Regions from separate parts of the Homo sapiens genome. Here region 2 is linked to region 1. Evidence: read pairs that join two places in POLR2A ChIA-PET (ENCODE). Cell type or tissue: GM12878. All regions are shown on one strand. Links, peaks and the distances in the headings refer to the core of each region. The heading gives the core; the rest is flanking DNA.

What was found. Peaks named below come from ENCODE experiments on the same cell type or tissue, not always from the same donor. Only the 100,000 strongest peaks of a DNase experiment are listed, where the experiment ranks them.
Region 2: POLR2A ChIA-PET joins it to region 1 with 10 read pairs; 4 of 35 experiments call an interaction of 5 or more read pairs at or near these places.

The regions. Positions count from the first base shown.
Region 1 is chr3:28,131,535-28,134,459 of GRCh38, reverse strand. It overlaps LOC105377008 (a long non-coding RNA gene), which reads left to right. Exons shown (of 3, transcript XR_940674.3): 2 at 1,382-1,659. Among named protein-coding and RNA genes, the nearest start is that of LINC01967, 100 kb to the right of the region's middle. In GM12878, for the core only: no CTCF peak of the experiment used is centred there; no DNase peak of the experiment used is centred there.
Region 2 is chr3:28,217,337-28,220,261 of GRCh38, reverse strand. No RefSeq gene overlaps it. Among named protein-coding and RNA genes, the nearest start is that of CMC1, 23 kb to the left of the region's middle. In GM12878, for the core only: no CTCF peak of the experiment used is centred there; a DNase peak (open chromatin) is centred at 1,551.

The DNA.
Region 1 (2,925 bases), core at 337-2,836:
GTATGGTCTCTTTGTGATAAGATTCTTTTTTTCTTTAAATTCAAATTGGCAATTTGCCAGCAGGTTCCATTTTTCTTGAGGATATTCTTATAATAGTAAGATTACATCATCAGCATAGGGAAGGATGCTTGTCTCTATGTTTATCTATATGTTGGGGCATATATAGGAGAAAATATATAGATCTTTTGAGCCAGAATAAATTACTTAGGCAAAAATTATAAATAAAAATGTTTAGGTGCAGTCTGGTTTTAAGCCATTTAAAATTAGAATTGACTCTTTCAAAATCCATTCTGGTATTGCCATATTGATTTAGATAAACATTTAAAATCTGAGATCTACACCAAAGTCATGTAAGTTGGCCCACAGAGCAGCCTGAGATTCCTTGTGGAATAAGGCAGAATGTAAACAAAAAGCCCAGAGATTGTCCTTATCTATGGAATCAAAAGCTGATAATAGATCACAAAATACCTGGGGAAATAGAATTTTTCATAACTAAATTCCCATAAAGTGAAGGGGATAGGACTTTGAGCCCCATAGCTAAATGACATGTTCAAAATCTCACTGTTAATTAGTCATGATGTGGGACCAAAATCTAGCTTTTTTTTTTTTTGAGACAGAGTCTCACTCTGTCACCCAGGCTGGAGTGCAGTGGAATGACCTTGGCCCACTGCAATCTCCACCTCCTAGGTTCAAGCGATTCTTCTGCCTCAGCCTCCCAAGTAGCTGGGATTACAGGTGCCCGACACCACACCCGGCTAAGTTTTTGTATTTTTAATAGAGATGGAGTTTCACTATGTTGGCCAGGCTGGTCTCAAACTCCTGACCTCAGGTGATCCTCCCACATTGGCCTCCCAAAGTGCTGGAATTATAGGCATGAACCAATGTGATGGGCCTATGGCTCTTTTAATGCTCTTCCCATCTCCTTAATATGGTGGCAGAAATGGAAATTGACATACATTGAAATATTATTTATTCTTTTCATATATGTCCTATACTATTTATTGCAGAACTATCTTCTATCTACTTTTCTGAGCACAAAGTTCCTCAAAATAAAAGCAGCTTTTGAATAGAGATAATCTATCGATATTTTCTCTCCCTTTTCTTGCCTCCTGCCCACAATCCCCTTTGTGCTAACTTCTGCTGAACTCTTGACCTTGGGTAAAGATGCAGCTTTGCGTGAATTTTCGAAAGTGACTTTTGGTGATTTAGCTGCTAAATGTGTATGATAGAAATCCAGCTTACCTTGGAGGCTCTCAGGGTTTTTAATTTACCATGCCAGAAAGCAGACCAGTCTGGGGAAATTCAGCTAATGTCTCCCAGCTGTGCAGGAAAAGTGTGAACGGCTCTGTCAGAAAAGCTGCCTCTTTCTCTTCTTTTCCAGACAGTAGCTTATATTGAAACATCACTTCTCATTTGCTGTTTGGACAATGGTGATGGAACTGCTGCTTTATTGCCCACGGAGAAGCGAAGTGAAGAGTCTAAAGTGGGTCTTGCAGTTACACTGGACAAAAGAAGTTTGAAACTGAGGCTTGGTCCTGAAGAAAACATAGAGAAGCCTGACAGATTATATATATTCACAGCTTTGACTTAAAGGTTGCTGGTTGACCAATAAGTAATACAAGAAGAAATGGTCTTTTCTGGAATTGTCCTTCTTTCCAGGTGAGCAAATTAAATGCCATCACTTAGTCCTGGGAGCAAGCCAGCATTTCTTGGTGAATTTCCAAAGCATGTTTGTTAGAATGTTGGAGCTGCTGCATGATTAAGGCTGTTAGAATAAGTGACAGAAACTTAGAAGGCAAAAACTTTCAGAGAGAAATATTAAATTTCAGCCACAGGGCAATAATTGTCAACCTTAATGCTTTATCAAAAAGCAGATACTGAATGACTACCTATGCTTAGCATGATTTGTAGCAAATACTGTTGGTTGCCTCTTGGGCAGCTGTTCCCTTTACTTCTTCTTTCCTCTATCATGACCACCTGTCATGATAGAGGCCGAAAATTTTGGAGACTTGCTTTCCCAGCTTCCTTTATAAGGAGGGTTACTCATGTGACATAATGCTGACCCATGAAGGAAGTTTGGTGGCTTCAGAGAAATATTTTTCTTCATGATTAAAAGTTATATAAAGAGGGCCAGGTACGGTGGCTCATGCTTGAAATCCCAGCACTTGGAGAGGCTGAGGTGGGCAGATTGCTTGAGCCCAGGAGTTCCAGACCAGCTTGGTCAAAATAGTGGGACCTCGTCTCTACAAAAAACACAAAAGTTAGCCAGGCAGGATGGTGCACACCTGCAATTCCAGCTACTTGGCAGACTGGGGCAAGAGGATGGCTTGAGCCTGGGAGGTCATAGCTGCAGTGAGTTGTGATTGTGCCACTGTACTCCAGCCCGGCTCGCTTCATGAGAGTAGTGACTTCCTCAGTTTTGTTTATGGTTATGTTCCCATGCTTACAATAATGCCTGGTATTTAGTACTGTCTCATAAAATTTACTTACTAACTGAATGATTGCATGCAAATATTTGTGAGTGACTGTGATGGTTAGAACTGCAGCAGCCATTTTGCAACCTTGAAGCAACCCATATGACAGGAGCCAGCACCCTGAAGATGGCATAGTGGAAGGTCTTTGATGACACCATTGAACAACTGAGACAGACTTGTGGAAAATTACCTCTTAACTTCTTGTAATATTATATAACAAATTCCTAATATTTAACTGCATTAGTGGCCAGGCATGGTGGCTCATGCCTATAATCCCAATGCTTTGGGAGGCCAAGGTGGGAGGATCTGTTGAAATCAGGAGTTCAAGACCAGCCTGTGCAACATAGGAAGACCCTGTCACCACAAAAAAATTTAAAAATTAGCCTGATGTGGTGGCACGTGCCTGTAGTCCCAGCTATTCAGGAGGCTGAAGTGGGAGAATCAACTGAGC
Region 2 (2,925 bases), core at 234-2,733, 86 kb before region 1:
TAACAAAGAAATGTGTGACTAATTTATAAATTGAAAATCATGCTTTTTCTTGCTTTTCATAACCACTTTTTTTCATAAAAATGCAACTTGATGGCAACTTTTGTCTCATCATTTACCATTAGCATTTATTCAATAGACGAGAGTGCTTACTTAGTATGAAACACTACTAATTAGGGGCAGGGTAATAAGTCAGATATGTAGCCAGATTTCAAGGCATTAGAGGGCAGTTAAGATGTCCTTAAAATACTACACTATAAGGCAATATGATATATGAGCCACTAATATACACTTTGGCTTTAAAATATAAATATGGATAGATACTTTTATTCTAAAGGCTTTTAATACAAGGTACATGGAATATTGGTTTTAAACATTCGATTATTAGATCTGCATTCCTCCAAGAGTGTCATTGTCTTTTTCCAATGATCATTTCTTAAACTTTACACACAGTTAACTTAGAAAATTAGCAAGATAATGAATATAGGGTCCTACCTCCTTATATGGTTTGGCTATGTCTCCACCCAAATCTCATCTTGAATTGTAGTTCCAATAATTTCCATGTGTGGTGGGAGGGACCAGGTGGGAGGTAATTGAATCATGGGGGCAGTTTTCCCCATGCTATTCTCGTGATAGTAAGTTCTCACAAGATCTGATGGTTTTACAAGGGGCTTCCCACTTTGCTCTGCTCTCATTCTTTCCTTCCTGCCCTTATGTGAAGAAGGACATGTTTGCTTCCCCTTGTGCCATGACTGTAAGTTTCCTGAGGCCTCCCAAGCCCTGTGGAACTGTGACTCAATTAAACTTTTTTCTTTAAGAGTTACTTATTCTCGAGTATGTCTTTATTAGCAACTTGAAAATGAACTAATACACCTCCCAATTTAGATTTTTACACATCAGACTATCAAAAGAGACTTTGCTGTGATAGACTGAATATTCAAATATGTATTCAGATTATTCTGCATTTTAAATGGAAATTACAAAGTCCAGAGGAAAAAATTGACAGTTCACTCAAATGTGATTATCGCTTCTTGGCTCCCTTTTGCAGGTGGTCTTGAACTGTACCTCTCTTTTCCTTTTTAACCTCTTGTATTTAAAACTCCTTAATTAAGGGGAAATCTAAAATTTTCTTCATTCTTTTTTGAGGAGTCCTGCAATTAAAAAGTTGAGAATCTGCCTAGATGTTTGAGGAGCACAGATTATACTGAACAATCCACCCTTAATAATTAAATAGAATGTTATAATCATAAATAGCTCTGCCTTGCAGTCATTTCTGTAATTTTGTCTGACATTCATATTGTCATTTGATTAGTTAATCATCCATTTTCAAAGGTGTGAATGTGTTTTCACACTTCTGCTAAGACAGTGTTAACTATGAAACTATAGATAGCAATAGAGATTAATTATCTATTGCACCAGTTCCCACACCTTGTGCTTACCAGATAGAGGAAAAGAGTGCATGCCTTAACACAGGTGTGATTTCAAAAAATGGGAAAAAAACTGCTTGGTCAAATGAGCTTAAGGAGTACTTTCAATTGATCTTTAAAACATTAACAGCATTTACACTTTTAATTTCATTTCATAAAACAATTGATCTCTCATGTATAGCAAGGCTTGTTTCCTGAGTGAATTGGTGCATATCTTCAGTTACAAATGTGGAGGCATTTTACAAATGAGTCAGTCTTTCATGGAATTAGAAAATGGAACAGAAACTCTTTTTCAGGTTTTAACAATTGCTATAACTTCAATAGGGCAAAGTCAGAAATTATAGACTTGTCCTCTGAAAGGTTAATTAAATACAGCGAAACTTCTAAGCAGTCAAGTAACTCAAAATAATAATGAAAATATAATAATGGAGAACTTATTATTATAAGCACAATAATAATAATGAGCTCTCCAACTGACTTTTGATTTGCTGCTGCTCCCTTACCCTAATGATGAAGTCTGTTAATTTAGAATCTGCCTCATCACTTCTTTGGAGATCTGATTTTTCTATTTCAGTGAATTAGCTTTGATGTGAAGGGTGTCGTGACTGAAATGAGACACTAAGGGATAGAAGTTGACCTTTAACCACATTCATTTTTGAAGTAAAAATAAGCTCAGATTTTAATCCACCATGAAAGATAACAATTTCTAGATTAGTATTAGCTTCGGTCCTACACTTGATCATTAATGTTGTTAGTCTTCTTTAAAACGTAAACCAAGCACTGAAAATGAACTAAAATTTGCTTCTCTCATTCAGAAAAATGACTCTTTCATCTCATATGCTTTCTTGCTTCTTTAGATATGTGGATGCAAATATTCTTCCAGGCATGGTTCTGTATGGAAAGACACTCAGACAAGGTTGTTGCTCAGAGATCTGCAAGCTTGGGTCAATGCCTTTCCAACTGTTTTCTAAGTGCCTCCCATTATAAATCCATAGCCCCAAATTGCTCCTTTCCTCTTGGTTTGGGTATGACATAAGGCAAGCAAATTCAAGCCACTAGGTTTTTGGTAGAAGAAAAATGAGATAAAAATCCAAGTAGCTGGACCAGGAGCATAGCATTCCCACATTTCTAATCAGTCTGTTGGTAACATATTATTTTGCATCATTGCACATGGGCTAGTCAATTCATATTTAGTTACTCTTTCCTAATCTAAATTCTCAACTCCATGCTACTGTACTACCAGTCAATAAATAAGAATGACTATAATTTATCACCATGACCCCCCTTACATGTAGGACACTTTAGTTCTCAGGCCTAATCTGACCTTCCTAGAAGGCCTCAATTAACCACACATCTGAAAATGCTTAGCTCCAGCAGCATCACAGATATGTTTACAACTTTATGACAGCAAACATGTCTGTGTTGAGAGAAAATTGGTTGAAAAGAAGAGAGGGAAATGTGACCAAGACCAGTGACTCGTGCCTCTCAAAGAGATTCCAGA